Linked DNA regions of Homo sapiens: regions 1, 3 and 4 are each linked to region 2. Evidence: chromatin loops called from intact Hi-C (ENCODE). Cell type or tissue: PC-9. All regions are shown on one strand. Region 1 overlaps LINC02061 (long intergenic non-protein coding RNA 2061). Region 2 has its middle 94 kb from the start of LINC02120. Region 3 overlaps NPR3 (natriuretic peptide receptor 3). Region 4 overlaps NPR3 (natriuretic peptide receptor 3).

Evidence for each region. A loop is a pair of places that touch in the nucleus more often than their neighbours do. Peaks named below come from ENCODE experiments on the same cell type or tissue, not always from the same donor. Only the 100,000 strongest peaks of a DNase experiment are listed, where the experiment ranks them.
Region 1: it touches region 2 in a loop (5-fold over the local background); 2 of 110 quality-filtered maps call a loop at or near these places.
Region 3: a loop joins it to region 2, with 5 times the contacts of the local background. A loop is called at or near these places in 3 of 110 quality-filtered maps.
Region 4: it touches region 2 in a loop (7-fold over the local background); 2 of 110 quality-filtered maps call a loop at or near these places.

What each region holds. Positions count from the first base shown.
Region 1 is chr5:32,638,522-32,646,521 of GRCh38, forward strand. All of the region lies in intron 1 of LINC02061 (long intergenic non-protein coding RNA 2061), which reads right to left. Among named protein-coding and RNA genes, the nearest start is that of LINC02061, 9.5 kb to the right of the region's middle. In PC-9, no CTCF peak of the experiment used is centred here; DNase peaks (open chromatin) are centred at 1,640 and 4,270; H3K4me3 peaks cover 670 bases; H3K27ac peaks cover 1,053 bases.
Region 2 is chr5:32,849,784-32,857,783 of GRCh38, forward strand. No RefSeq gene overlaps it. Among named protein-coding and RNA genes, the nearest start is that of LINC02120, 94 kb to the right of the region's middle. In PC-9, CTCF peaks have their summits at 3,025 and 3,230; no DNase peak of the experiment used is centred here; H3K27me3 peaks cover 898 bases.
Region 3 is chr5:32,764,016-32,772,015 of GRCh38, forward strand. The region is part of intron 3 of NPR3 (natriuretic peptide receptor 3); the gene reads left to right. Among named protein-coding and RNA genes, the nearest start is that of NPR3, 57 kb to the left of the region's middle. RefSeq lists an enhancer at 3,707-4,906. In PC-9, no CTCF peak of the experiment used is centred here; a DNase peak (open chromatin) is centred at 4,286; H3K4me3 peaks cover 291 bases; H3K27ac peaks cover 1,648 bases.
Region 4 is chr5:32,781,444-32,789,443 of GRCh38, forward strand. It overlaps NPR3 (natriuretic peptide receptor 3), which reads left to right. Exons shown (of 8, transcript NM_001204375.2): 6 at 1,450-1,585; 7 at 3,353-3,440; 8 at 4,791-8,000. The coding sequence ends at 4,902. Among named protein-coding and RNA genes, the nearest start is that of NPR3, 74 kb to the left of the region's middle. In PC-9, no CTCF peak of the experiment used is centred here; a DNase peak (open chromatin) is centred at 4,488; H3K4me3 peaks cover 535 bases; H3K27ac peaks cover 1,813 bases; H3K27me3 peaks cover 3,449 bases.

The sequences.
Region 1 (8,000 bases), 210 kb before region 2:
AACGCTGTTCTTGTTGGGCTCTGCACCCTGCTCTGGGCTATCAGGGCTCTTTCGTCTCCTGGTGAAGATGCCTATCTTGTTCTGTGTAGCTTTAGGACTGAATGGTTTGAGAAGAAAAGAGAAGGGAAGGGGAAGAAGAGTTATAGGTACTTTTATTTTTAGAAACATGGTCTCAGCCAGGCATGGTGGCTCACTCCTATAATCCCAGCACTTTAGGAGGCTGAGGCAGGCAGGTTGCTTGAGCTCAGGAGTTTGAGACCAGCCTGGCCAACATGGAGAGACCTTGTCTGTACAAAAAATACAAAAATTAGCCAGGCGTGGTGGCATGCATCTGTAGTCCCAGCTACTCGGGAGGCTGAGGTGGGAGGATGCCTTGAGCCCAGGAGGCAGAGGTTTCAGTGAGCTGAGATTGTGCCACTGTAGTCCAGCCTGGGTGACAGAGCCAGACCCTGTCTCAAACAAAAAACAAAAAACTAAACAAAAACAAGAGACAAGGTCTCATTCTGTCACCCAGACTGGGGTGCATTGGTGTGATCATGGCTCACTACAGCCTCAACCTCCCGGGCTCAAATGATCCTCCCATCTCAGCCTTCCTAGTATCTAGGACTACAGGTTCGTTCCACTACACTCAGCTAATTATTTTTATTTTTGTAGAGATGGGGTCTCCCTATGTTTTCCAGTCTGTTGTTGAACTCCTGGGCTCAAATGACCTTCCTGTGTCAGCCTCCCAAAGTGCTGGGATTATAGGCATTAGCCACTGTGCCTGGCTTATGTGTACTTTTTAATAATAAAAACCCTAACCCCACTAAATAAATGTTGAGCCATTTGAAAAAATAGCGTTAATTTGAAACTGTGCTAAATTGTTGTCCTGCCTGGGGCATCTTTGTGTCACTGCTCAGCCCTGGCTGTCAGACCCTCCTATTTATGTCTCAGTTCCTTCCTTCTGTGCAATCCCCAGGACGTAGGCTCCTCTCAGCTTCCTTCATCTTCCTGGGCTTCACTGCAGAATTCTCCATGATTTACCTTCATTTTCCATTTTTGACTATCCCATTTCCACCACGTTCTTCCTTTTCTAAATATACCTCTCAGGAATGACTTGGGTTTACTGGTATCAGAATTCTCAGGCTTGCCAAAGAGATGGATAGCAGTGAAGGTTTTTTGCTAGAATTTGTTTATTAGGAACTTGTAAGAGAGTTTCTAGACATGTTTATCCTTGAGTCTGGAGCTTTTTCATAATTACTTTTTTTTTTTTTTTTTTTCTGAGACAGAGTCTTACTCTGTTGCCTAGGCTGGAGTGCAGTGGCGTGATCTCGGATCACCACAACCTCCACCTCCTGGGTTCAAGCGATTCTCCTGCCTCAGCCTCCCAAGTAGCTGGGGTTACAGGCGCGTGCCACCACGCCCAACTAATTTTTGTATTTTTAGTAGAGATGGGGTTTCACCATGTTGGCCAGGCTGGTCTCAAACTCCTGACCTCAGGTGATCCTCCCACCTCGGCCTCCCAAAGTGCTGGGATTGCAGGCCTGAGTCACCATGTCCAGACTTGTTTTTTAAGACTTGGCATTCCACCTGGCACATCACAGGCAAGTGATGAATGACATCCAAGGAATGTTGAGTTGTAACAAGTGATCTTGACTAATATTATGCCCCACAACGTTTGAACACCTGCTGAGCTAAAACTGGAAAAAGTGTTGATTCCTCTCTGCTGACTTTTAGTCTGTTGAGTGGCTTGTCCCTTTGTGTGTGGGAACTAGTCACCACTGGCCTTTAGTAATAAAACGTGGAGCAAAGACCCTCTTCTGGAATGGACAGGTGTGAGCTAGGCGATGTGTCTGACTGTGCCCACAGGGGCCATTGCTGTAGACACCATGTGTCATCTTTTCTTTAGCAGAGGTTTTTCTAGGTCCAGATCCAGGCTATGCTGTTCTGTACATCACTGGACACTGGGGCAATGGGTGTCCTTGCTCCCAGATTAGGAGTGCAGACCCCAAGAGTCTGGAGACACACTCAGGTCACAATCTTTTCTTTCCTTATGCTGGAGGGCAGACTGGGCCAAAGAACTCTGCTTGGAGCAAAGGGATCTGGATGAGATTATGGCTGACCACACATGGTGTTATTAAAGACTGAGTAACCCGCTTGGCAAACATATGAACATAGAAATGTGTTCTGATGTCTTTGGGGAATAAGAACAATTCTACAGTCCTGTGGGTGGAGGGAGGAGTTTTCCCTGAAGGGAGTGGAGAATCCAGCCACCAGCCATCCTGAAAAGAGGCTAGATTTGGAGGAGGAGGTCGGGACATAGGAGGTGGGCCTCAGCTTAAGCTGGAAGAAGAGCTTTCTCCTTTCTCTGAGGCCTCAGGTTATGTAGGCCGGGCTGCCTGCCAGAAACCTCCTGCTGCGGTGGGGTGCCCTGGGCCACGAGGCCTTAAGACAGATGGGAACGGACCTAGAACAAGGTGCAGTTTTTTTTTTTTTTTTTGAGACAGAGTCTCGCTCTGTCTCCCAGGCTGGAGTGCAGTGGTGCGATCTCGGCTCACTGCAAGCTCCGCCTCTCGTGTTCACGCCATTCTCCTGCCTCAGCCTACTGAGTAGCTGGGACTACAGGCGCCCGCTACCACTCCCGGCTAATTTTTTTTTTTCATATTTTTAGTAGAGGCGGGGTTTCACTGTGTTAGCCAGGATGGTCTCGATCTCCTGACCTCGTGATCTGCCCACCTGGGCCTCCCAAAGTGCTGGGATTACAGCCGTGACCACCGCGCCTGGCCAAGGTGCAGTATTTTAATGTTTTCTCTATGTTGTATTTCTTTTCCACGATTTCAGAAACACACACACACACACACACACACACACACACACACACACACACGCAATTAAGTTTTATTCTCATCACCTAGAATGGAAAAACAAAACAAAACAAACAAACCCTGAAGCTGTGGTAGATTTAATCATCTGTAAAATAGGAAAAATAGGACATACTACATCGGATTGCTGTGTGAATTGAGTGGGATAGCCCATTTGAGCCTCTTTTCATCTTGCCTAGAGCACTCCATTCCTATCAAACAAAGCCAATTCTTTACTCCATGGTTCTTTATTTTGATAAGCATCCTCATGTGTGTCATGCTGCCTCACAGCATTTTGGTATCTGGTTCATCCAAAATTGTTGTAAAGAAACAATGACATAAAACAAAATGATGAAATGTCAAAGTGGCTGGGCATGGTGGCTCATACCTGTAATCCCAGCACTTTGGGAGGCTGAGGCGGGAGGATCACTTGAGCCCAGGAGTTCAAGACCAGTCCGGGCAACATGGGAAGAACTTGTCTCTACAAAAATTAGCAGGGCGTGGTGGTGCTCACCTGTAGTCCCAGCTACTCGGGAGGCTGAGGTGGGCGGATCTCTTGAGCCCGGGAGGCAGAGGTTACATTGAGCCAAGATTGCATGGCTGCACTCCAGCCTGGGCTACAGAGCGAGATCCTGCCTCAAAACAAACAAACAAATGAACCCCTCCTCAAAACCCCAAGAAACAAATGTCAAAGTGAAAAGAACTTTGGAGATGCTCTAGTTAAGAGGCTAAACTACAGAGTGAGACCCTGTCTCAAAACAAACAAACAAATGAAAACCCCCAAAACCCCAAGAAACGAATGTCAAAGTGAAAAGAACTTTAGAGATGCTCTAGTTTAGTTTCCTAATAGTGCTATGTTGGTTTTCGGATGGGACAATTCTTTGTTGTATGGGACTGTCCTCCCATCACAGGGCATTTAGCAATGGTCAGTTCTCTTAGTTTTTTTTGATGATCAAAAACATCCCGCACATTTCCAAAGGCCCCTGGGAAAGGAGAAAATATTGTTCCTTTTGAGAATCACTAACACCTTCATTTTCACTAGAAGGCAGGCCTAAGAGGTCACATGACTTGCCAAAATGACAGAGTAAATTAAAGAGCTAGAAAAAGAAACCCAGGCCTCCACTCCTGCAGGTGAGTCTTATTATCTTCTATTGAGTTAGAAAGTGAAGACAATGACATGCTTGATGCTTCCTGTAAGACACTCCCTTCACCCCCAACTTTACACTAACAGAGGGTTAATCCATAGATTTCTTGATATTTCCAATATTTTCTAATTTTTTTTCACATAAGGCAGTATAAAAGGTGAGATTGAAAAGTGAGAAGTGATGCAGAAATCTCTAAAAATTTTTGTGTTATCACCCAACTCTTCCTTCACTTTGAACTGTGCAAACACTTTAACTTGCCCAACCCTACATTCTTTGAGTATGACCAACTTCATCAGGGGAGTTTTCATACAAAGATATACAATGTTGGCAGGACATTTTATCCTAAATGTATTACTGTTAAAGGCAAATTCTTTGAATATCTGACTGTAGAAGTTAAGGATAATTACAGTTTGTGTAAAATGAAACTAAACATCGGGAACCACTCTTCATAAACCAAGTATATTAACTAGTTCTCTTAATCTACTTAATGGGAATAATTTTGACCTGTTGAACTAGCACACACAAGACTGCTTTTTCTTATGGGGGTGACATGAGAACTATTCTCTCCTGAAATATTATCAGTGCTGTTTTTTCATGTTTCCAATACACTTGTAAACAAGGAATAACTATAAGTTATTGATTGATAATAATGATAGGGAGTGATTCTACCAGTAAATCTCTCTCATCATAATATACATGGACACCAGATAATTCATAATATGCTAATATTAAACTTTTTGAGATTATTTTAGAAAAATACATGTAAAATTTAAACCTTCTTTCAGAGTTATCTTTATCTCACATATGAAAGCATTTCTTTTCAAACAGCAGTTCTTTTTCCTTTTATTTTAGCTGTCATAATTCTTAATCTAACTCAGCCATAAAATTCAGAATAATTTTTAGAATTTATTTAGAAAGTCAATGCATGTGAAATTTGGTTATGTTGAGTTCATCTTTTTAAGTAAATCAGAATGTCACTTAGCCTTTATGGATCAAAAATATTTCAAAATCAAGTACTGCATTTTACAATTGGTAGAAAGTAAACTTCTCCATCTGTGCCGTTACTCAGAGGAATAGCTAGATAATTATTAGTAATTAATTTTATTAACTTGTTTATATTTATATGATGCATATTTTACAACTGGAGAAATGGTCTGAATCCCAACATCTACCCTATGAACTCAATTTACGTGTTTGGATACCATTTGAGAGTGAAGCTAAATAGGTTAATGTATTCATAGAAATTGGAGGTTTCACCTACTTAATAGCAATTATCAAGAGGCTGTAAGGTATTTTTAAAGAAATGACAGTATGCAAATAGCAAGGGGATAAGAACAATCAGAATGCATATGGAAATTTTACACCAAATATATATCTAGGAATTTATATAAGTGAGTAATTGTAATACCCTTTGAAGGGTTCATCTTAGGAGGCCACACATTGATTCTAAGAATGATGTAATTGCTCTAAACCACTGTTTCTCAAACTGGATGTCATGATCCTTTGGATTTCCAAGGATATCATCTCTGATAACAATGAGTTCTCCATAAGAATGTTTAAAATCTACATTTATATTTTTAAAGAAATCTTAAAAAATTTAATATCAGCATGTTATAGATCATCTGGGTGACCATCTCATAACTGAGCACTGGAAAGGATTTTTATGCCCCTGTTTGCATTTGTGATTCCAATTCACCATCAAATAATACTACTTTATCATGGGCTGATAAGAAAAGAGTAGAGGCCAGGCGCGGTGGCTCATGCCTGTAATCCCAGCACTTTGGGAGGCTGAGGCAGGCGGATCACTTGAGGTCAGGAGTTCGAGACCAGCCTGGCCAACATGGTGAAACCCCATCTCTACTAAAAATACAAAAATTAGCCGGGCATGGTTGTGGGTGCCTGTAATCCCAACTACTCAGGAGGCTGAGGCAGGAGAATCACTTGAACCCGGGAGGCGGAGGTTGCAGTGAGCCGAGATCGCGCCACTGCACTCCAGCCTTGGCAACAGAGCGAGACTCTGTCTCAAAAAGAAAAAAAAATAAATAAAATAAAAGAGCAGAGATATTTTCACACCAAATGGAAGGCCAAGAAAGGACTTGGCTCTGCTTATCCCAAGGTTTTCTAGTAGATTGAAGGGATAACGTGGTGGGAGAATTGAGTCTTCACAACACATGCAATAGCATAGCAGTGCTGAACTCCAAAATACTTGCAACGTAGCAGTTGTACTATATTCACATTGGGAGCAGCAGATCAGTTTCAGAAAAGTATCATTTGTCAAGTTAAACTTATATGGGTAATTTGAATCATAGTGGTTTTGTCATTTCATTTGAATTGCATTAAAATTTATCGTGGATTTATAATTTTATAAGTGCTATAAATCCAAGGATCATTACCCCTGGTTTTATGTTGGTACACACCTAAGTAATCTTGCAGTAAAAAGTATTTTAAGACAACTCTAGAGGGTCCGTGAGAGCTTTTCTTTTAAACATTTTTATTTTTTAAATTAAAAGTGATCCTTTTGATACAACTTCACACTGATCCTTTGTTAACTAAAAAAAGTGATCCTTTTGAGAAACAGTGCTCTGAGCATTTTGGACTGTTTCTTTAGGAATTGCCTCTATAGTGCATCTTTTTGAATGTTTCCAATAGGATAAATCTTGCTCCTCCGATCACGGATGTGTTAAAGCCACTGTAGCAGACATCTTGTATCTGTCTGCCCAGCACCCATGAAACCTTTTGGTTAGTGCCCTTCTGTGTTTCTTTCTGGAATGCAATCTTGGTGGAACTGTCCATCACAGAGCCCCATCCCCTTCATCCCCTATCCCCAGGCCAAGGGCTAGACAGGGGATCCAAATGATGTCAGCCAGACTCTCGCTGGAATTTGAGGCTTGAAGTGGAGTGACACAAGAACTGAAAATAGTTGAAGCTGATTCATCCCAATGGTGGCGGCCCCAAGAGGCTGTCCCATTAGTTCCTGCGACGTCATTCTCTGGTTTTGACTGGATTCTGTCCTTCTCAAGACTGGCTGATCAGTGGTTGCTTTAGTTCTGTGGCCACCATTTACCTTTCAACAAATCCTGTTATTTTTGGTTAATTTAGCCAGAGTTGGTTTCTGTTACATGCAGCCGTTGGCAGAGTCATAAAAAGTAGACATCTGGCAAAAAGGCTTAGTGACAATGCTAGGGAATTTTGTTTGGGGTCACCCAAATATGTGAAACTGAAGTCATAAGAATTAAAAAATATGTGTAGCCATTATTGGGGCTCCTCATCTGGCTGTATTCTGTCAACACTGTTGAAAGAGCTGTGGTGCCTATGGCTTTAGGATCAAATAGAGATGGCTGTCTCACTTACCAGCTAAGCATAACGTTGAGTATGTTACTTGGACTCTCTAAGCCTCAGCTTTGTCATGATTTCCTCGTAATATTGAGGATAATAATGGTATATACCTCATGGTATTGTTGTGAAGATTAAATGAGATAATACACATAAGACACATAGCAAACATTACAAATATAAAGTATTGTTATTATGATTTTGACGTTTGACAGTCATTGAGCTATATGCTGAGGATGCAAAAGTAATAAGAGAAAAGAAATATAAATCACTCATATTTTTCTTGGAAAAATGTTGAATTTGTATGGAAGAAGTATGTTGATATTCTGCTTCAACTGGAATGCAACATCCCCAAGGGAGTGCTTAATTAATAGCTGAGTTGGAGTAGAAAGAGAAGAGAAATTCCTGCTGGCAAAGTAGGGGGAAAGACAGTGTTTGGAAGCCAAGGAATGACAGAGTGGAGATTTTAGGGTGAAAAGTTATATAATATGATCCTTTTGGTTGACGCCACAATATTCGTCAAAGACTACCAAAATTTCACAAAATGATCGTTGTAGTTTGATTTTAAAAATAGAAACTGAGACTAAGTTTTGTACCTTGGTTGCCATGGATACAGAATGGAAAATCCAGCATATGTAAAATGCAAGGAATAGTTGTCATCTGTTATATTTCTGGTGTGCTA
Region 2 (8,000 bases):
CAATTAATATTTGTTCAGAAATAATGTCCTCTCATGTGCATGTGCATACTCTACACACACACACACACGCACACCTATGCATATACACTTTTCTTACCTCTTCATTTTCTTTCATGCTGTGTTAGGTCCACAATGCTTTCCTTCACACTCTTTAGTCATATCCTCCTGTTAAGGGATGAATGTTTGTGTCCCCCACAAATACATATGTTGAAGCCCTAAGCCCCTGTGTGGCTGTATTTGGAGATGGGGCTTCCAAGGAAGTAATTAAGGTTAAATGTGGTCATAACGGTGGGGCCCTGATCTGATAAGATTAGTGTCCTTATAAGAAGAGACACCAGAGAGCTTGCTCTATCTTTCTTTCTGTGTGCAGGCACCAAGGAAAAACCAAGAGAACACAGAGAAAGAAGGTAGCCTTCTGTGAGCCAGGAAGAGAGCCCTCACCAGGAACCAAAATGACCAGCAGCACCTTGATCTGGGACTTCCAGCATCCCAAACCGTGAGAAGTTAAATTCCTGTTGTTTAAGCCACATAGTCTGTGGTGTTTTGTTACAGCAGCCTGAGCTAACACATGAACCCATGCTCTTAGACTTACCTTGAATCTCTCTTCCTCTATTAGGTCATTGCCAACTATGCTAGTCCACAGGGACACCGATTATCCAACTTTCTACCAAACTTTTAGATTCCCCACAATTTTTAGAAGCATTGACTTGCCCTCTATTTTGCGTGCGTGTACCTAGTCACCCCAATAAAATATAAGCTGCTGTATGCAGACAGAGGCTGAGACAAATACAAGTCGATGGTGCTAGGTTCCCCTTGGAGAAAGTAACTGCATCTTCTTCTCAGAGTGTTATAGAATTATTTTGTCGCCCAAGGTCACACAAATGGTGTTGAAATAGAATTGGGCTCTATTCTCATAAATCCTAGTCTAGGAGAATAAATAGCAAAAAGGAGAAGAGGAATATTTATTGGGTAACAGCAAGAGGAAGCCAAGAAAGTTAGAGAAAGAGTGACCTTGTGTTAGACAGAGAGGGCACTTGATGGGGAACTAGAGAAGCATGAAAAAGGGGAGAAGATTGGGTGTGTGGATCATTCAGTGAAAGCTGATGAGATGGTTTTGTTTGTTTTGCCTATTTTAAGGTATTTAATCACTATACTTCAGTCTGTTTTATCTAATTTGTACAAATTTATGGAGTACATGTGCATTTTCTGGGGTACATGTGCATTTTTGTTACATGCATTGATTGCATCGTGGTCAAGTCAGGGATTTTTGGTATTTGTCAGGATGTTTTTGAAGTCCAGCTGAATCTGGGTTTGCATATGGCTCTGGAAGCTTGAAAAAATTACCCTTTACCTTCTATCTTAATTTCCTCATCTAAAAAATAAGGACAGCCTTTGCCTCATCAAATGGGCATGAAGATTACATGAGAGAATGTAGCTGAGGCTGAGAGTAGGGGAGTGCATAAGTAAGAGCCTGTGCTACTGCTGCTGTGGGCCAGTGCGGCAGGAGGGTGAGGGTGAGGCCGCAGTAAGAGGGACAGGGATTGGCAGGTTGCTGTCTGCAACGCACTGAAGCAGGAAGGTGAGATGGGAGAGAGCGTGGAGTAAAGCTATCATAATAGGGGAGGAGAAGCATGGGCATGGGTGGGCTATTCCTGTATTAAATTCTTGCAGTGGAGGGAATTAAAGCATAATGGAATGTATTATTCTGTGCTCTGTTCTGTGGCAGAATTTAGCAGAGCCTCAATTCTTTTTTTTTTTTTTAATTGATAAAGTACCATTGTATCTCTGGGTCTTTATCTGTAAGCACTATTGAGTTGTGAATGTTAAAAAGAAATTAGGGTTACAGCCCCAGGGCACCATCTCTGAAGACCTTTGTGCTGTCGAGGAACAACAGGAGCATTGCTCTATAAAGCTCTGTATCTATTTATCATCTCCCCAGGGGCTGTTGTAGCCAAGTCACAGCGAAGACCTTTTAACATCTTCCCTAAAAGCTTTGTGCCCAGTTTGACTAATTCACAGCCCCGCTCTCCCAGCATAGCTTTTTCATCTCTCTTCTCTTTTACTACAGAGGTTCTCAATTAGGCTTTTGCGGAAAGGCTATCAGGAATAGCAGAGATTTTTCAAAGTACACATGCCAGCAGCCTGTCTGAACAGGCTTCAGTCATGGGTTCCTCATTGAGACAGTTGATCACATGCAGGCCTAAACTTTCCTTTTACACCTTGTAGTCACATCTCTGAATCAGTCACCTGTTATTTTATACCTGAGCTTGTGGAAACCTCCTCTTTGAGTCCTCATCGTCAGATCATGTCTCGTCGGTCCTTCATCTAAATTCCTTAATTAATCTCAGGGATTCAGCTGCATTCCATGAAGAATGGGCTTATAGTTTAGCCCTTATATTTTCAAGAGGTAATTGTAAATAACTTTGCAACTATTTTAAAACTTCATTGAAAAAGAACTGCAGATCCACTAGATGACAGGATTCAATCTTCCAACTTTCTGCAGAGGCTAAAATTTATGGGAAAGAACAGGGAATTCGCTTGTGACTCAGCAGTGTGACCAGCACTACTCCCTGGGAAGGGAAGAAGAAATCAATGGACAAGGGACCTGAAGGGACTTGTCAGACCCCAGGACACTCTACCTAGGAGGATAGAGTCATGACCATTTTCCCACTCCCTTTTAGGGAGGTCCCACAGTCCAAGGCATGGCCTAGATATATTGTTTCCAAGGCAAGAAGAACCCTCTGGGGGTATTGAAGAGAATATTCTAAGAATCTTTTAAATCAACAGCTTAGCCTCTTGACCATGAGGAATGTGCCCTCCCCAGGGATGCCTGGAGAAGACGGAATGTGCACCAGCCGCGGAGCCTTACCTCATCCTCCTCCCGTCTCTGCTGGCCTCTGCTCTGTAACGTGATAGCAGGACCTTTGTGCTCTCTGTATCTGCTCTCTGGGAGAAACTGTGAGCTGGACTAACTTGCCTTTCGTTTCATCCATTTCCACCTCCAGTGACACTCTACACCCTTATGCTGCCCCCTAGTTGCTCGAAGAGTATTTTGGGGATAGGCAGTATATCAAAGTTTGCAAACTGATAGACCACTTACAGATGTTTCATCTCGAGTCTTTTTTATTTTTAATTATAGGTACCAACATTTGTAATTCAGGAGATAAAATTCCACATTTCCAGGTTCTCTTGAAAAACAACTCCAAGTTCTAGCCTCAACAGACCACATTTCCTCAGGTCACAAAGCTATCCCTTTTAGTTGGGTCTGGGCTCTTCAGTTTGCATTTGCTACAATCCTTACTCCTCCCTTTTACTTTAAATGGATCTGTTTTACTAGATCATTATGACTATTTTTACCCATGTGCCCATAGATCATTTTCGACCTCCAGTGTAGAGATATGATTAAGCACACAGACATTCATCAGATTTGAACCTCAGCCTTAGTGATGGAGAGAACATTACTTAACACCAGACATCATATTTTTCTCATCTGTGAAATGGGGATAATAATACCTACCTCATAAGTTGTTATGGAATTAGATAATTTCTGCACAGCACCTAAGAATAGTATCTGGCTCATAGAAAACTTCCCATTAAGGACGGCTCTTTCTAATACACCTAATAGGGCACTCCTCTCAAAAGCTGTTCCAGGTGTCATGCACCTTTCCTAACCCCTTCCCTCACTTCTCATCTTCTCTCTGGTTGTTCCCAACTCATAAAAACAATCAATCAAAAATTTTAGTCACTCACTCAAAAATTTGGAATAGAATATCAACTAAGTGCCAGTCAATGTGTTAGGTACGGGGGAAAATAGTGCAGGGGAGATACATCTCTATGAGTAACACAAAGTCTCATGTCTCAAGGAGTTCATGACCTATGGTATAATAATGTTATATGTGATCAGAACTATAATTGAGCTATACATTAGGCCATGGATCACTAAGGAGGGCACAGCAATGAAAACAGTTGTTATAATCACTTGTATTTGTAAGTAGTGTGCTCCTAAACCAGCTCTCCTCCAAAAAAAAACAAAACAAAACAACTCTCTGTCACATTTGTCAATTTCTATAGTGTAAATACTTCTACTATGGCCAGTTTCAAGCTACCAATGGCTCAACGATTGACTCTTGTGGCTCCAGCACACACTGTTTGTACATACCTTTTTTATACAAAGCCCCTTTACAAGCACTCTCCTAGCCATAGCTCTGAGCAGGCACAGCTTGGATTATTGTCTATTTCAGAAAGAGAAACTGAGGCTCAGAGAGTTTTGTGACTGTCCCAAGATCACAGAGATGGTGAATACAGTACCAAAGAACAAGGCTTCTCACTTGACTGCAGCCCTGCCCTGTACAGTGCTCCTTCAACTTTTTGGGACACTGGAGAATTAAAAAAATTTACTACCTATGCACCTTTTGTACAAAGCTACAAGAAGACATGTTTCACTAAAATGTGGGAGTAACTAAGAAAGAGGAAGAATGTGATGCAGGCAATAGGCATCCTGCACAAGAGAAAAGTGCAGGGAATTTCAAGGATGTCATTGGTTTTTTACTAAAAAGTCATCTTATGGGGACAGCCTTGCAATAGGTCTAACGTTCAACAGATTCAGACTGAAGTATGTCAGAGGCCCGGAGGAGAATTTTTTCAAGAAGAAAAATTAAATAAAAGGTTGCAGATGTATTCAGAGGAAATGTACCAAACTGGGAAGAGTTTGGTGGTGAATAACAAGTAGATGCAAAAATAAGCAAATGAAAAGACAGAATAATGATTAACTCTAGGAAAAATCAAAGCAGGACAAATAAGGTAACATCATTGTAGCATAATATAGATCTCAGATTTCAGTAGCATTTACATAGTTAGAATAATGTAAACATTAAATATTGATTTAACCAATATGATGATGTAACCATATTTAGGAGAAGAGGAAGTAAGGGTTTATTCAGGTGGTGGGAGTTGAGGGGTGTGTGTGTGTGTGTGTGTGTGTGTGAACAGTTAAATATTATCACATCTAAAACTAAAAATGAAAAATCAAGGGATAGAATTATGAGCTTACATTTGACTAAATCAAAATGAAAATACTTATATATCAAAAATTTATTGTAGGTAAAGTCAAAGGGCAAGATTGGGAGATAATATGTACAACACATTTAGCAGATAAATAATTTGTTTCTAGATATATAAAGAATTTTACATGTAGCTCACGGATGAGTAGAATCAATATTGTGAAAATGACCATACTGCCAAAAACAATCAACAAATTTAATGCAGTTCCCATCAAAATACCACCATCATTCTTCACAGAACTAGAAAAAACAATTCTAAAATTTATATAGAAACAAAAGAGAGCCCATATAGCCAAAGCAAGACTAAGGCCTTTATTTCATTCCTTTGTGTGTTTAGGTGTGTTGCTGTGCTGACTAGAAATTACAGCATAATGTTAGAGAAATTGTACTAGCAATTAAAATGTCAATTTATGTGAATTTGAAAAAATGCATAAAAATCCTACATGTAAACAAGAAAAAAATACAACTCAAAGAAAAATAAGCAAAAGCTCTGGACAGGAAATACAGAGAAGAGTCACATATGGTCAATACATATATAAAAAGATATTTAGCTTCATTAATGATCAGAGAACTAAAGAAACAATACAATTTTACATTTGTCAGATTGGTAACAATCTAAAAACTTTTTTCATTGTCAATTTTGTACAATTGTAAAAAACACGTAACACACAATTTACTATCTTAAACATTTTGAAGTGTGCAGTTTAGTACTTTAAGTATGTTTTCGTTATTGTGAGCAAATACCCACAACGTTTTCGTCTTGCAGATCTGAAACTCTATACCCATTAAACAAAACCTTCGCTTTACACGCCCCCTGCCCCCGCAATCTGTCCGTGGTAACCGCCATTCTGTTTTCTGTTTCTATGAATTTAACTACTTTAGATTCCTGATATAAAAGGAATCATGCAATATTTGTCCTTTTGTGCTGGCTTATTTCAGTTATCATAATGCCTTCAAGGTTCATCCATTTGTAGCATGTAACAGGATAGCCTTCTTTGGAAGACTGAATAATATCCTAATATATATATTATCTAACATAATATATTATATAACATATAACATAATATATTATATAACATATAATATATTATATAACATATAATATATTATATAACATATAATATATTATATAACATATAATATATTATATAACATATAATATAATATATTATATAACATATAATATAATATATTATATAACATATAATATATTATATAACATATAATATATTATATAACATATAATAGATTATATAACATATAATAGATTATATAACATATAATAGATTATATTATATAACATATAATATAATATATTATATAACATATAATATAATATATTATATAACATATAATATATTATATTATATAACATATAATATATTATATAACATATAATATATTATATTATATACATTATCCTAATATATATACACACATACACATATACATATATGTATATGTATACACACATACACACATACACACACATACACATGTATGTGTATACATATACAAATACAATAGAGAGCTATTTGTATATGTATACACACATACACATATACATATATGTATACACGCATACACATGTACATATATGTATATGCATATGTATACATATAGATGTATACACACATAGATATATATACATACCACATTTTGTTTATTCATTCAACCATTGATGGACATTTGGGTTGTTTTCACCTCTTGGCCATTGTGAATAGTGCTGCTGTAAACAAGGGTATACGTATATCTCTTTGAGATCCTGCTTTCTTTTTTCCTGGATATTTACCCAGAAATAGAATTGCTGGATCATGTGGTAGTTCTACTTTTAATTTTTTAAGGACTCTCCATATTGTTCTCCATACTGGTTGCGCCTTTTTGCAACCCCATTAATAGTGCACAAGGGTTCTAATTTACTCCATGTTCTTGTAAACAATTGTTATTTTTTGATTTTTTTATACTAAGCATCTTAAAGAGTGTGAGGTAATATCTCATTATGGTTTTGATTTACATTTCTCTGATGGTTTGTGATGTTAAGAATCACTTTAGTCTTTAATGGTCATTTGTATATCTTCTTTAGAGAAATGTCTAAGTCTTGTGCTTATTTTTTAATCAGGTTATTTGATTTTTTTGTTGTTGAGTTGTAGAAGTTCTTTATATATTCTGGATACTAACCCTTATCAAGTATATAGTTTGTAAATATTTTTTTCCATTTCATAGGTTGCTTTTTAACCTACTGATTATGTCTTTTGATGCACAAAAGTTGTTAAATGATATTATTTCATTAGTTTATTTTTGCTTTTGTTGCCTGTGTTTTGGTGTCATAGCCAATAAATCACTGCCAACCAAGACCAATGCCATGTAGTTTTTTCTCTATGTTTTCTTTTAGTAGTTTTATAGTTGTAGGTCTTATGTTTAGGTCTTTAATCCATTAAGAATTAATATTTTTATGTGGTATAAAATAAAGTTCAACTTTATTATTTTTTAATGTTGATATAAGTTTTTGCGGTACCATTTATTAAAGAGAATGTCCTTTCCCCATCGTCGAGTAGTTTTGGCACTCTTGTTGAAGACCCTTGGACCATATACATGATGATTTATTTCTGCGCTCTCTATTGCATTTCACTGGTCTATTTTTCTGCCTTTATACCGGTACCACACTGCTCTGATTACTGTAGCATTGGAATATATTTTGAAATCAAGAAGTGTGGGTCATATAACTTTGGGTTTTATTTTTTCAAAATTATTGTCTATTTGGGGTCCCTTAAGCTTCCATCTGAATTTCAGGACAAATTTTTCTATTTCTGAAAAAAAAGGCCACTGGATATTGATAGGAAATGTGCTGGATATGTAGATTGCTTTAGATAGTATGGACATTTTAATATTAAGTCTTTCAATCCATGAACGTGGGATGTCTTTCCATTTATTTGTGACTTC
Region 3 (8,000 bases), 86 kb before region 2:
GGGTTTTCATGGAAAGTCTGAGGCATTCCCCAGTTTCCTCTAGCTTGGTGGGGTTCAAACTCCAAACTCTCTTCCGCACAGAGGGCAGCAGTTCAGATGTTCCTCAGCTTCTCAGCCTACCCTCTTTCTACTGGACTCCTGATGTCTCCTTCGTGCATGTGCAGTTTAGGGATTTACCATGGACAGCAGAAGTTTATGAAAGACTTGGGTGCTCCTTTCTCTGTGGCTCTGTTCTTCCCAGGAATTACCCCCTTGATATCAGCTCTCACCTATCTCTTCTGATCTTTAAAGCCAAGAAGCTTGTGACCTTCTGCTTGAGTGCCAGCTGCCCCCTGCTTCTGGGGCCAGGGGGTACCCTCAAGGGAAAAGCCCTGTCAATTTAGTTTCCAAATAGTGTTGTCTCTTCTTTTGAGGGTCAAATCTCTGCTAGCTACCGTCTGCATTTGGTCAATTTCTAGTGCTTTCAAGTAGTTCTTCAAAAAAAGAATTTGGCCGGGCACGGTGGCTCCTGTCTGTAATCCCAGCACTTTGGGAGGCCGAGGCGGGTGGATCACCTGAGGTCAAAGGTTTGAGATTAGCCTGGCCAACATCGTGAAACCCTGTCTCTACCAAAAATACAAAAGTTAGCCGGGCGTGGTGGCGGGTGCCTGTAGTCCCAGCTACTTGGGAGGCTGAGGCAGGAGAATTGCTTGAACCCAGGAGGTGGAGGTTGCAGTGAGCCGAGATCACGCCACTCCATTCCAGCCTGGGTGACAAGAGTGAGGGTCCATCTCAAAAAAAAAAAAAAAAAAAAAAAAAAAAGAATTTGTCCAGGATATAGAATTATTTTTGGAGAGAGTTAATCTGATACAAACTATGCCACCACTACTGGAATGCTCTTTTTAAAACATAACAATAATTCTACTAATCACACCAAAAAGTTGCCAATGATTCCTTAATTTTACCCAAATGCAGGGAATTAAGTTTCTTGTGAGGGAGATAATATTTAGTTTAGCTTTTTTCTTTTTTTTATAGCAAAGTTGATAGAAAAGCTTTCAAAAAAATGAGTTTACTCATTCCCTGGCTGAGAAGCATATTGTTACTAGGTTGGTGCATTAAAAGTAATGGTAAGTACCGCAATTGCTAATAGTTATAGCGTGAGCATCCCTGTCTTGGTGTTAAAGCCTGGAAGTCTTCCCCTTGGCAGCAGCTGCTGAGCCAGTTTTATGGTAATCTCAGGTATTCAAGACATGGTCAAGAGCAAAGAAGTATGTGACAAAGGCCTCTGAGCAGCTAAAATAGACATATAATCAATTAATTTCATCACAGGGGAATCTTTCAAATCCTCACTTGGAACCTATTTACCCCAATTTTAAGTACAGCTATAACAAGCCTTGTGATTTCTTCCCCTAGCTTATAGAACATTAGTGGGAGTGAGTGAGAGAGGGGATGATGGCATGCTATGGGCAGGCACGATGACAGTGGCAGGAAGTGACTGGTGACAGCAGCATTAACTCCAGTGAGTGCAGTTTCTGTATTTGACGCAGGGCTAGGTCCCAGTGTAACAAAGATACCTGAGGTTTGGCTTGTGCATCAGGGAGCTTGTGCAGTATCGGGAACACAGATGCGCAAAAGTGCAAAATGGACTGGTGAGTGAAACAATAACAAATTTTCACTGAGTGCAGTTATGGAAGGAAGGAGGAATTGGATGGTTCAGAGACGACTTCAGTGAGAAGAAGTTCGCTGGCTCACATAAGGTTGATCTCTGTGTCCGTAGGGGTCTTTGGAGGATACAGATGACACATTGAAAGGGAATCAAACGGAATCTATAAATAAAGGCACTATTTACAAAGCTATGTTTAGGAAAACCTACAAAGGATGGTTAAGAACCCCAGGGCCTGTGAACATGGTGGGAAGCTGTGACCTTCCCTAGACCAGAAGGAGCAAGAGGAGGAAAAGTTACCAGAGCCTGCAAGGCCTGTGGCAGTAGGGGTTGCGGGGGGAACTGCCTGTGGCATCTGGTCTGGGAGAGCAGCCCCTGGCATCCCACCTTTATCTCCTCTGCCCTCTCACCTCCTGCTAATCCAACCGGAAGCCAGAGGATGGCGGGGGTGCCCATTGGTGCTGTGGGTATATATCAGCACAGAGCTGGCTGGAGAAGGGCGGGAAGTGGACTGGAGGAGTAACCTGAGAATATCCAGCAAAGTTGAGTAGAATTTTGTACTCTAGAGGTCCCTAGCAGGAAGGGGACCAGCAGCCAAGGGGAGAAAGCATGGCAGGAAAGAGTGAGGGTCATCAGCTCATGTTCCACTAGTGTGGACGAAAAAATAATATCTGAAAAACACAAGTCTGGTGTCAGCATTGTATAGACAGCAGAATCCCAACCTCAATAGTGGTGGAGGCAACTGGACTGCTCATGATTGTAGCATTACATATGACAGTCAGCATGTTTCTGTTACCAAGACAGCAATGTCTGCGGTTCATTTTAGGAGCATTTCCAATCAAAGGTCTTTAGATTATATAAAAAGTTTTGATACTTAGAGAAATGACATTAAGGAACCTGGAAAATTTGCTTATTTGTAACATCTCTTTTTCCTAATGAGACTGGGTAAATGAAGTTTTACTACATTTATTATTATTATTATTGTTATTTATCAAGGTTATTACTGTAATTATCACTCCAGAACAAAGACCCTTCAAAACCAAAGTCATCTTATTTCATAGTGAGTGCTAGTTGGAAAACATTTAATCAGTAGATCTTTTATTACCTGGTGGAGCTGCTGATGTGTTTAGCTGCTATGTGAGGTAGGACGCTCATCCTTCACGTCTGGCTTATTTAGAGATATCTTTGGTGAGTTCACAACTTAGCAGAAATCCTGATTCACTTGACCTGAGTCAAGCTGTTGTTAGCTGTTGGTTTAAAGACCAGGTTGAGATGAGGGACAATTAGCTTGTTGTCTTACGTACTGTTTTGTCCTTTCTCTTCCATCTTCTGCCCTCTCATTCCCTCTCCAGGTGCAGTTTCTGTTCCTCCCTCACCCTGATGATGGGTTGGAGGTCAACTCAGTCACAGCAACTGAAGGACATTGTCAGTCTTAGTCTTGTGTCATTTGTCTCTCACAGCATACATGCTCACTTGTAGAGCCACCCAAGTATTGGCCAATTAAAAACACAAACTGGAGCACAAAACTGTTTTATCATATTTGCTGGCTGAACAAATGTGTCAATAGGATAAATGTTATAACTGGGCAAGCCAGCTTTAGACTCTTAAAAACTTGCCCACTCAACGTTTTCTTGAGTTTTGACCCCATCCACTGACCAAGATCTCTTTTTCCTGTTCGGAGGTTGGTCAGACTCTCTGTCATAGGATAATAACAGTACCCATCTATGAATGTTTTGTAAGGTGCAACAGAACTCAAGCTATGTTTACATAACTCCTAGCATATAGTAGGTGTTCAATAAAAGTTGGCTATTACAATTATTGCCCAGCAGTGAAGAGAACTGCTTGACTTTGTTTAATTTAGCATTTTGTAAACCTGCTTAACCAAAATACTTCTATTTCTAGAACCATTCATTAACATTTCAAGGAAGGCTACTGTTCTGTGGAATACAGCTTGGGAAACTCTAAATTAAGAATTGGACAAAATTAAACTGTTGGAGTTGGGGTTCTGGATCTTAGCTTAGTCCTCACCACACCTTGAAATTGCTTAAATAAAAACAGGGAAGTTTCATTTTAGGGTATAAAGCAGAAATGAAAAAAAAAAGCCATCCATATAAAAACCTGTATTTTTGTTCATCTCTTCTTTGTAAACACATCTCTAGGTGACTCAAAAAGTTCAAGGGAAGCTGTCCGAAGTTCTCAGGACAAGTTTAAGAGGGTATCATGAAGTCAGAGAAATTAGAATTACATGCTCCTTCTGATTTTGGACGATCAGAAGTAATGAGGCCAGAAATTGGGCCCCTCCTCTTTCCCTGCCTCCACCTCCGTTTGACCTGATCACCCCTCTTCCTGTTTGTATTGCTGCCCGGCACAGTTGCAGGGTGAGTGGGATGCCTGCTCCTGATCCTGCTCCTCTTCCCGCCCTTCTCCTGTTGGGTTTTGGTTTATGCCTTTGCCTACCTCAACTTCGTGCCTTGACAGGACACAGACCTCAGGGAAGAGAGGCCTGCATGTGTCCCGAGCAGTCTTGTGGGGGTTGGGTCACCAGCCTTTCAGAGGCATGTCTGGCTGGCACTGGTGAATCATCAGGGCCTAGGACAAACATCACTCACTTGGTCATCTGAAGGCCAGGAACGATTGTGTCATTATGTATGTGCATTTCTCAACTAAGCCTTCAAGAGGGTGATGGGACGAGAAGCATCTGTATATGACGCATGTGTGACACATCCAAAGGGCAAATATATCATATGACCATATTCCCTGCATGAGCCTTGGGAGAATTTTCAAAAGTCATTCTCACTTACTTGTGCTCCATACCCACCAATTCCAAAAACTGATGCCTACAGAGATCTCCTTGTTGCTTCCCATGAACAAGACCAGCTTTCCTTGCTGAGGTGTGCTTATGCCTCTGGATTCCGTGTGCCAGCTGTGTGACCCTCTGTTGTCCCTGTCATTACAGGAGGTGAATGAGGGCCCTAACTCTACCTAATGATCTTCCTAAGACTGCTTTTGTTTAATGATCCAGTCTGTTCTAGGTCATGAGAGAGAAAACAGTCTGCAGGCAGCCACACCTCAGGAAGGTCCAAGTTAATTTGCCAGCCCAGTGCATTGCTACCAGTTCAGAGCTGAGTCCACGATGGGGACAGTTATTTGGAAAACTTAGGTCAGATCCCACCCTAAGTAAGTTCTAACTTCAGTCGGGGGAGCAAGAAGTATGCCAGAGGGTTCAGAGATGCTTCCACTATGCACAGAGTTGTAGATGAAGACCCCAGCTCTCTCCCTGTGGTGCTTCCTGTCAGTCACCTGCCCTTTGCATTTTCCCAGAGTTCCACTGGGATAAAGGCGCAGATTTTCAGCTTAACTTTCCTCAAGGCTAAAATACGTCATCAAGTGACCAAGTGAGAATTCCATGAAGACAGGCCCACTATAGAACAGGAATTGGGGTCTCTGTCAGTAAGAAAGAGACCTCCCTCTGTTTGGTGCTGAGGAGGCTGTGAGGCTACTTGGTTTATGGCAGTTGCTGCTGTGACCCTAAATTGTACACTTATTTTAATGATTTAAAAGGAAATTGAACAAAAATCGATATTCTATTTTTAAAGTCTAGGTACTGTATTATATTTGTAAAGTGTTCATCAAATGCAGAATGTCCTTTAACCCTCGTGCTATGCACACAGCACTCCCAGACTACTTCCTTCTGCTATCTACCACCTCCAGTGGTCCAGGAGGGCTGGACCAGTTTCAATTCAGGTCAGAGAAGGTGGTCCAGCCATTGTTCACTATGATGAGGGACAAGCCTATGATGGGCCCATCTCTTCTCTTACCTACTTTCCATCCAAATTTCCCTTTCTCTCATCTCCCCTTCAACCAAAATGGGTGGTTAGAAGGCATGTCTTTTGCAAGAGAGTCTTGAGAAATGCTGCCTGGCACCCTTAGTTTCCCTCCTTTGCACTGGGAACCACTGGTCTGTGGTAGGGAAGGTAGAACTACTGTGTGCTATGCTTGTGTTCCCGTGAACACCAAAGGCAAAGCTCCAGGACAGCCTAGCTAAGCATTGAACTCGGTCACTTTCTTCCAGCAGCCTCTATCTGAGAGCTTGACAGGATTTGTCAGTTATCCAGCAACCCCAAGAGCTAGACCACTCTCACTTTACAGAACAGCTGAGGCCGGCAGCGTTCTATGCTGACTTGTTTGGAACACAGGCATTGAGGGATTCATCTAACTATGAATTTGTGTCTCCAGAAAGAAGTGAGAGCGACGTGGCTCGCTGCCACGGTTGGGAGCCAGGCTGTGAGCACCAACTCTTTGTGATCAGTTAGAAGATAAACAGCAGCAACAACAGGATTTCTATTCAGCTCTCCCCATGATAGAGGATCTAAAAAAACACTAATAAATCAATGTGGCTGGCAGGTGCTATCAGAGAGGAAGGCCGGGGCAAAACAGTGTTCTTCCATTCTGGCCAGCTGCAAAGGACAGAAGCAAGAGAATGGAGATGACAGGCCTGGTACAGTGGCTCATGCCTGTGATCCCAGCACTTTGGGAGGCTAAGGTGGGCGGGTCACTTGAGCTCTGGTTTGAGATCAGCCTGGGCAACATGGTGAAACCACATCTCTACAAAAAATACAAAAATTAACCGGGCATGGTGGTGCACACCTGTAATCCCAGCTACTTGTGGGGTTGAGGCAGGAGGAACACTTGAACTGGGTAGGTCAAGGCTGTAGTGAGCTGAGATTGCACCACTGCACTCCAGCCTAGGTGACAAAGTGAGACTCTGTTTCAAAAAAAAAAAGAAAAAGAAAAAGGAATAGAAAGAAAATAGAAATGAAAGGAACGAGAGTTAGCGCCCTCTTGTCATGCTACCTTGTTTTGGCAAGAATGAGTGGAAGATGGTGAATGATTTTCATCTCGTTGAAAGGCCACTTTATTTGATAAACAGCACCAATAATGATTACCCTGGAGCTTGGCTTTCAGCGAGGCCCATGTCATAACTTCGTAACTTGCATGCACAGAGCCCATCTACCTGTTTGTAGGTAGCAGTGGTGCTGTTTGGTGGAGATTGGAAACTGCATTGTTCTCTTCTCCCAGTTTTCTGAGCATCTAGCAGAGGAAATGGCTGCATGTAGGAACTTAATTAAGACTTATGGCTGATGATAGTAAGGAAAGCTTCCTGGCAATAAAGGATGCTAATTACTAGAACAGATTGCTCCGTGGGGAAATCCCAGTTGTTTACCTGTGATAGGTAACAACAGCATAACGACAGCATGACCTGTGTTAGTCAGGACTTGGACTTTGAGGTTCAAGGGTTGTTCTGTCCAGAGGCAGGGGACATACCAGCTGACCTTGTTCCTTTCAGCCTGGAGGGCCAATAGGAAGTGTTCTTAAGCTAACTTCATACATGGTTTTTTTTTTTTCTCCCTTATTTTTTTCTTAATTTGCACGTCGAATTTTCAGTGTCTACAATGTGCTAATGGGCTTTCTTCCCACTAAAAATCGCGTGTAGATGTGAGAATGTTCTTCTCAAGAAAAGCCGGTCTCTGGGGCTTTGCTTCTGGCTTGAGGTCCTGTGGGGTAGGTGTTATGAAACCTCCCCCGCAGTGGGCGGGGTGCCAGCAAACCTCAGCAGGGTCAGCAGCTCTCCTGCTAATTTTGGCAGGAGAGGGAGACACTCAGCCACCCTGAGAAGAGAGAAGGTAAATTTTGCGATCCATTTGCAAATCAAGCTAGAATGTATTTTCAGACCTGGGTGTGTATTCAGGGCCCGTCTATTTCCTTCTACCATTAAACCTGCGAGGACGAAAGTAACTCAAGTTCATTGTTCTCCACCACGTAATCTTTCTTCCTATCCTGGATTGTAGCGGGGGCAGCTCAGAGGGCATGTCAAGAAGGAAGGAAGGGGAAGGGCTATACAGGATATGGTGCTGGGGCACACAGTCAGTGCTTTGGGTGATCAACATCAACGTGGTGGTCCTGGGTTAGGATTTTGAGGATGGGATGGAAGGAGGAGGACGAGAAGGGGATGGGTGATGCCCGGTGGCTGGTGCTTCACAATTTAAACGAGGCCTGTCTTAGGAACCCCAGGAACAAGTAGCTTGCAGGGCACAACCCTTGTACAATAAGAACAGAATGCGGGAAGACTGAGGAGAGCAATGAATGCTCTTTGGGTCCTCAAAGTAAGAAGGGAATTTGATCAGAGCTTTCCGAGGGCACCTGGCATCTCCCATAGGCCATGACTCTGTGATTCTCTGACTTCCCTCTGTAGCTGGCTGGCTTCTGTAAAATTATCAAAGAGAAGATAGACCTCAAACTTAAAAAAAAAAAGTGAACTGAGAATGAAATTACACCGCTACAGTTCACTTATTAAAAT
Region 4 (8,000 bases), 68 kb before region 2:
TCCTCTGTTTCCTTGATCGCTGGCTCCCAGGGCATTGCTCCGGTGCCCTTCATGGGACCTGGCATATGGGACTTGCTGTTTTCCTCTTTGTATGTATCAGGTTGGTGCAAAAGTAATGTGGCTTTTGCCATTATTTTTAATTATTTATTTTTAATGACCAAAACCTCAATTACTTTTGCACCAACCTAATAGATGCCTGGCTCTTGTGGGAAGTTCTGAAGCAGCAGGAGTCACCCTCGCTATGTTTAATGAATGATTGTTTTGCCCACTGAGTGGTCTGGGTCTCATCTGTATTTCTGGTTCCCCCTGGGAAAGGTGGGTAGCGACAGTTCATCAGAGTCCATTGTGAGGTTGCAGGGGTGGAGGTGTATAAAGCCCTTGGCAAGTGCTCAGTACACGCCAGTGATTGTTATATTTTGGTGGCGATCTAGACTTCCTCTAGACCTGACATGGCCTGTGAGAACCTGCTGTACCTCTGTCAGGAGAAGGGGAGATGTCACCAGCCACTCGAGAGCCATGCGCTTGTTTTCAGACAAAAGAGAAATGACTTCCAAGAACCTGGGTGGGAAGGCACTTCTAGACTGGGGCTTAGGGAGCTGATCCAACAATCATTTTAACCAGAAACTGAGGGATGACCATGGAATTAAACCATAACAGAATAATGATTTTCCAGGGGCCAGAGGAGCCAATTAAGAGAAACAGAATTCTGCCTGGAAATGGGGGTGCACATAGGGTGGGTTCATCAGAGAGGAGAGTGCAACTCTTGAAGAAATAGTCTGGCAACCGGAAGTGGTGAAACAGGAGGTTCCTGAAAGACGCTCTTTAATTATATGTTGAACAATTGAGGGCTGTGAGGCTGGGTACCTGTCATATGCTTAAATCGGGTATACGGTGGACCCTGGCTGTCCTTCACATGTCCCTGAAAGTAACTTGGGCCTTACAATTGGCTGACGGGGTGGGCTGCTCTGGGACAGATGGGTGGGATAGTGCCTTATCCGATGAACAAAGCAAAAGCCGGGAATTCCGAGATTATTCCTTTTCCACGAGGGGGTAGTGACTGAAGAATCCTAGGGGCAGCACTGACAGGGCTGGGCCTTCAGTGAGTGCAGAGCCCAGGGGACACCACTCTCACCGCTTCCCACATCCTGCTCTGGCACGACCGCTCTTAATGCTCTCTTGAGAGCACCATCAGCGACTTCAAATCTTGACTTGTGAAGTCCCCAGAACACACCATGACCATCAGTGTGGACAACCGAGGAACGTGCCCAATGTACCACGCTTTTCTGAAGCACTTGCTGTCCTTGCCCTGGAGACGGTGATTTGATGAAATGCCCAGAGGCAGCCAGTTTAGATCAGGCTGTACATTTTGGGGAATAGCTGTGGAAGGCTGCGAGCTTTGTGCCTCCTTTGACTTTTTGGTTTGTCTATTTGTTTTTTGCCTCTATATAGGTTATTGGTGATTATTTTGGAAAAGAAGGTCGTTTTGAAATGCGGCCGAATGTCAAATATCCTTGGGGCCCTTTAAAACTGAGAATAGATGAAAACCGAATTGTAGAGCATACAAACAGCTCTCCCTGCAAATCATGTAAGTCTGGAGACTTAATTTGCTATGTATGTCATCACCTCTAACCTCAGTGTAATGTAAGTTTAAAACCCAAGTGTTTCTAGGGCCTTACATTTTGGAATTTTACATTTCTTTCTCTGATGTGGTAAAACGCATGGGAACAGTTCACAAACTGGCATCTTTCAGGTCTTCCTTCCCTTCCAGTCTTCTCTTCCACAATGGTAGAATGTTTCTTCCTATTTTTACATCTCTTACTATAATCTCTTGGCTAGGTCATGTTTCCACTTTTAGAGAAAATCAAAATATCAATTAGTAAATATCACTCCCTTATTCATCTGTCACAGCAAGTCTCGTTCTGATTTTTCAAGTTTGTGGTTACTTTCCAGCTCCTCAGAACCAAAGAGATAACATCCTTTAAACATCTGAACATTTACACATTGGCAAATAAGTGTAAGATGTATTACTTATGAGCAGCTTTGTATATAAGTAGAGAAGCAATTGGATGTTCTCATAAGTAGCTTACAAATAGGAAAGCTGTTAGAAATAATTGTTTTAGAGAATAAGGTAGTGAGGGAGAACAAAGTGAATATAGGTCCTTCAGGAGGCCAGTTGATCATTTTAGGCTAATATATGTGTGCTTTTGAAAATATCTTTTAAACTGTTAGGTATTTATGTCTATGCAATAATTATGGGAAGGAATTAAGGAGGAAGTGTTTTAAGAACACACTGGGGAGACTGGGCCTGTATTTGACATCCCACTGTTGTTACTTGCTGGTTTTGTGACCCTAGGAGTCTTCCTTCAGCTTTTTAAGCCTCAGTTTTCCAATGTGTGAAGAGAAAGAAATGTGCCCACCTAAGCGTTTTGAGGGCTGTTTTGAGGATTACACAAGATAACACATTGAAGGGCCGCGTACTAAACTCTAGATACAAGTTAGCTATTTATCACTTTTATATAACTGGGATACTACTGAACTTGATTGTTTCAAATTGTTATCCACATTTTCCAAAGCTATGTAGGACATTTTGACATGAAACGCTGGCTTTGGTGAGAGAACATCTAAAAACAGAACATTGACCCAATGAATTTTTCATCAAATCTTCTAGCACTTTGAAGTGTCACCATCCATCTGTGAAAATAAGAAGCCCTGGGTCAGTGCCCTGGTCCATCTGGTTGTCTTCTTTGACTTTATTTATTTATTTTGAGATAGTCTTGCTGTCTCACCCAGACTCATGTGCAGTGGTGTGATCCTGGCTCGTTGCAACCTCCACCTTCCAGGTTCAAGTGATTCTCTTGCCTCAGCCTCCTGAGTAGCTGGGATTACAGGTGCCTGCCACCACACCCAGCTGATTTTTGTATTTTTAGTAGAGATAGGGTTTCACCATGTTGACCAGGCTGGTCTCAAACTCCTGACCTCAGGTGATCCACCCACCTTGGCCTCCCAATTCTTTGACTTTAAACTCAAAAGAGAGTGGCTATATCTGAAATCTTCAGTTCCAGTTTTCCTCTGATTCTTGAATTTTCTTCTGTTCTCACTGTGTCCACTCTCTTAATAGTGTTTTTGTTTATCTGGCACTTTCTCAAGTGGTTCTTAAGCTTTGCACTGGGCAAAAACAAACAAACAAAAACATAAAACAAAAAACAAGTGTAGGGTCCCTTAGAAAATATTTCTGAAAAAGGAAAAGTTGCCTCCAATGGGAAATCGAGGAACTTCTTGCAATGAATGAAACTCGAGGCATTTCTAACTGTATCTCCAAATGAACCCTGATTATCCATGCTTCTTTTTCAAGCAGGTGGCCTAGAAGAATCGGCAGTGACAGGAATTGTCGTGGGGGCTTTACTAGGAGCTGGCTTGCTAATGGCCTTCTACTTTTTCAGGTGAGGACGGTTTGTAAAGGTACAATTCACTCTCTTCTGCTGTCTTTGTCATTTGATTTTACATGATTCTCTTTGTGATTTGTCCACATCCCTCTTTCACCCAGGAAGCACGGTGGTTAAAAAATCTCAGCCATTCTTTTGGCAGGACCCCAGGTTTGGTGTGGTCAGTGGTTTAGCATACTGGGTGCCAGGGTCATGGGTTTTGACTACATCTCACAGTGGGACAGAGAGCTGCTGCTGCCCTTTGATCACAGATTTTTTTTTTTTTTTTTTTTTTTTTTTTGAGACGGAGTCTCAGTCCCCCTGTTACCCAGGCTGGAGTGCAGTGGCACGATCTCTGTTCACTGCAACCTCCACCTCCTGGGTTCAAGCAATTCTGCCTCAGCCTCACGAGGAGCTGGGACTACAGGTGCAGACCACCATGGCTGGCTAATTTTTTGTATGTTTATTAGAGATGGGGTTTCACCATGTTGGCCAGGTTGGTCTTGAACTCCTGACCTCCAGTGATCCATCTACCTCGACCTCCCAAAGTGCTGGGATTACAGGTGTGAGCCACTGTGTCTAGCCCTTTGATCACAGATATTCTGACAAGAATTCCTACCACCCACCAAGTGAAGCAGTGGGGAGGGAATCTGGATAAAGGGGGAAATCAACTTCCCCCTTCTCAGGCTTTCTCCAATTCAGAAATAGATGCCTGGGCTCACCTTAAAGAGGAGGAGGGAGCTTTGCGTAGCCCATGCTCTCAGGCTGATCTGTGCTCAGTATCTGGAGAGCCCACATGCTCATTTGCCACTGTGGTTAAGCTCCAAGGCTTGCAAAATTGTAATAATGTACGTGTGTGCACTGGTACTGATTGTTCTGCCCCGTGAGGGTGGCCCATTCCTTTGTAATCTTTGGTGGTTGAGTTTGTGGTTTATTCATAAGTCATTAGAGCAAGGTTTCTTTATTTCTGCATGGGATTGTAACTAGGCATATGTGACCCTTTGTGGGAACAATTGTATTCCTGTTCCTTTGGCCACAGTACATGTAATTTGATCTTTATCAAGGGCATATCCTGGGAATCAGGGAGAACTTCTGTAGCCTAATAGACAAGACCTAACCCCCAAGGCACCCAGGGAAGAAGGGGAAGGCTTGTTCTGTGGTATTTGGGAAAGCATGCCAATTTTCTCTCTTGAATAAGGGCACCATGCCTGGGGGCACACTACTTTAATCTCTGACCAGGGTTTCATATTCTGTCACTTCTCATTTATCAACTGAAACCCAGATGTCCCTTGAGGGCACTCTTTGTAAGAGAAACCATGGTATTTTGTAGCCAAGTTTTATTACCACATTCACTTTCCCTTTACCCAGGAAGAAATACAGAATAACCATTGAGAGGCGAACCCAGCAAGAAGAAAGTAACCTTGGAAAACATCGGGAATTACGGGAAGATTCCATCAGATCCCATTTTTCAGTAGCTTAAAGGAAGCCCCCCACTTTTTTTTTTTCTGCCTGAGATTCTTTAAGGAGATAGACGGGTTGAAAGACATCAATGAAACAGAAGGGGCGTTCTTGAAGAATTCATAATTTTAAGCAGTTAGTAATTTCATTTTAAAATTTCTGTAGAAGCTCAGGAATTATGATTAATCACCATCTGCCTCCAGGCCTTTCATCTCATGACAAACAAATATAATAATGATATCGTGTCACTCTGTTAAATGTTCATACTGTTTCAAGCCCATATGATTAGATTTATGTTTTTAAAATCTGTTGTCTCCATATCTTGATGGCTTTTGGGAGCATTTCACACAAGGATATAAAATGCGGTTTTCTTAAATGAAATGTTTTGTAGCTAGAATAAAATCATTTTTACAAGTACAGCATTCTTGGAAAGAATTTAACACCCAAAAAGGGGAAAATGTAATGAAAAATCTCAAGGTTGGAAATACAGCCTTACTCTCTCTAGAGCTGGAGGACAGGTTTGTGGTTGAGGACTTCTCTGTCCGATGTCTACATTCAGGTTCTGACTTCATATCTTGAAAAAGGATTTCCTCCCTGTCTTTTTCAGTGTCTCATAAACGCTACTCTGGATTGTTGTAAATATTAGTGAGATGGGAGGATTTACAGAAGAAAAGCAAGTCAAAAATATTTCCTTTTTGATGTAAAAAAAAAAAGCCCTATTTCGCACTAACATTTTATTTTACAAGTATTTTAATCTTATATTTTGGTATTAGAAAAATTTGTCTATTTTTTCATTTTGAAGATTAAATGTTGCTTACATTTTAAAAGCATGGGTGAAGTGTACAACAAACCAATAATGATAAAAAATACTTCTCTTTTTCTCCCTGTTTCCCTTTTTCCCTTGGCCACAGCCAAATGCTAATTGCTGCTTTAATTACAGAGATGTGTAAATGTATTCAGATTACAAACTCTACAGGAATACATCAACATTTTAACTCTTTTGCGTTTTTACTGTTTAACTGTTTTAAATGCAAGTTATTTTAGGGTGACACTCCTTCCAGTTCTGGCCAGATCATGAGTTTCAAGATCAAGAGTAAAAAGTTATTAGAATTAAACAGTTTTATAAAGGGAGGCAGCCCTTTTCCCTCAAGAACAACTTTGTTGAGAGTTACTACTTGACAGCAAGCACAGAAATGACAAATTTAAAACTTTTACACATGGCATTTACCAAAATTCCCAGTGATTATTTTGTTTAAAAGAGGGAACCTAAATATCTACTCTATTCCCTTTCAGTTAACTCCACAGAACTTTGTAGGCATCCATGAATACCTGTAATAGTGGGTTAGGTGTGGAGATAAGGAATTTGGACAAAGTTGAGTAAGTTTTTACTGGGTATCTGCTTTGCACCCAGTAGTCTGCAACATGAGTTTAAACTCAGGTTACTACTTTCACTTATACTTTATGGAGAAGATAGACAGTGAGGGAGGAATGGGAAGCTGTCATGAGAGTGCACCGTCTTGGAATTACATAACTGGGGTCTTTCCTCAATAACATTTTGAGCATCTGAAAAATAGTTTAAAAAATTGTCTTAATATCTATTAAAAGGCATGTCTAGTGAGGAAACAGGAGAGTCTGAGCAATCCCTTGGTGGCGATGAAGGTGGTAGTTCACACAAGTAACAGTGGAGGCAAAGGTAAGCGCAAGCTGCCTGTCCCAGATGCTGGCCCATGTGTGAGTGCTTCCCTGGAGAAGTCCGCTTCTGTTGCTCCCACCTGAGTCACAGTTAACAGATTATTTCTGTGTGAGGCACATTTCCCTTCTGTTGTTTAAGAAATGGGAGCTGGGAGGCAGCTGAGAGGGCGTGATAAAAGAATTAAGTGTGATCAACTGAAACAACTATGTTGTAGTTCTCCATGCTGGATGCAAAGGAAAAAGTGTCGAATTCCAAAAAGGATGGAAGAAGAAGGCAAGAAGGGCAAACTCCAGAAGTTCTAGTGCAGGAAGAGAGTTTGAGAAGTAAAATCCAGGCAAGCAAAGCGTTGTACCACTTGGGACTCCCCAAAGTGAAACAGCAAGGAAGGATTGTGTCCATCTTACTTACTTGAATTGGAGAGCTTGTTTCTCTCTCATTTTTATTTTTCAATGATGTTTTCTTTATATTTTAGAGATATTCATTTTCTCTTATCTTGTGCTTGTAAAAAGCATTTACATTTCAAGTCTATGTGCTTATTACAGGGGAAAAATAATCTACCTGGTTGCAGTCTTTGAGTATAAACATTTCTAACCTTTTTAAAACTTCTATAGCAGCCCATTAACACTAACATTTTTAGAGCAAATATATTCTATTTTAACTTCAGGTAGAGGAATAGTCCTAAACTTAATATGATAGCTCTAGATAAGATCTTAGAGATAAGTGAGCATTTAGTATTCTAAAAGTGGCAGAACAAATCATGAGGTTTCTGGATGCTATACCAATTTAAAATCAATTCTTATGTTAATATTGATTGCTTATTTACATGTCAGTCATCTACTTTTTTTCTTTGAAATCTGCATATGGGTTACAAAAACTCTGTTAGGTTTTGAAAATTCCATTAAGTTGGAAACCTTGGTTAAAAATGTAGGTGCCTGGCCCATGGTTACCCTGGATTCAGGTCTCTCATGATTATATTTGGGGATTTACGTTCCTAACTGCTAAGCAACATCTTTGACAACTAGTAATTCATACTCTACTAGTAGTCACATGTCATATAGTAAAATAAATAGGGCTTTAGTTCTTAAGTAATTCTATAGGATTTTACCCTGAAATCCAGGGTGTTCAGATTTCAAAAAGGATAATTTATCAGTATTTTCTCATCCAGTCAAACTTCAGCTGACATTGATACAGGTCAAAATGCGTAGATGCTTTTTGGTGTTGGAAATAAGTGTCTGTCTTATGGTCATCATTGTCTTCTTAGATTTTTGGGTAGGGGGGCCAGGTAGGGGGAGACTCAGAAATAAAAGCGTTCCCCAGATAACTTCAATCTGGAAAGAATTTTTTGTATAGAGTCCATCTCTCCCTCAAGACTGACCACAGGTTTCATGAGAAGGTCCCTGAAAACATCACATTTCTCTGAAGAACCA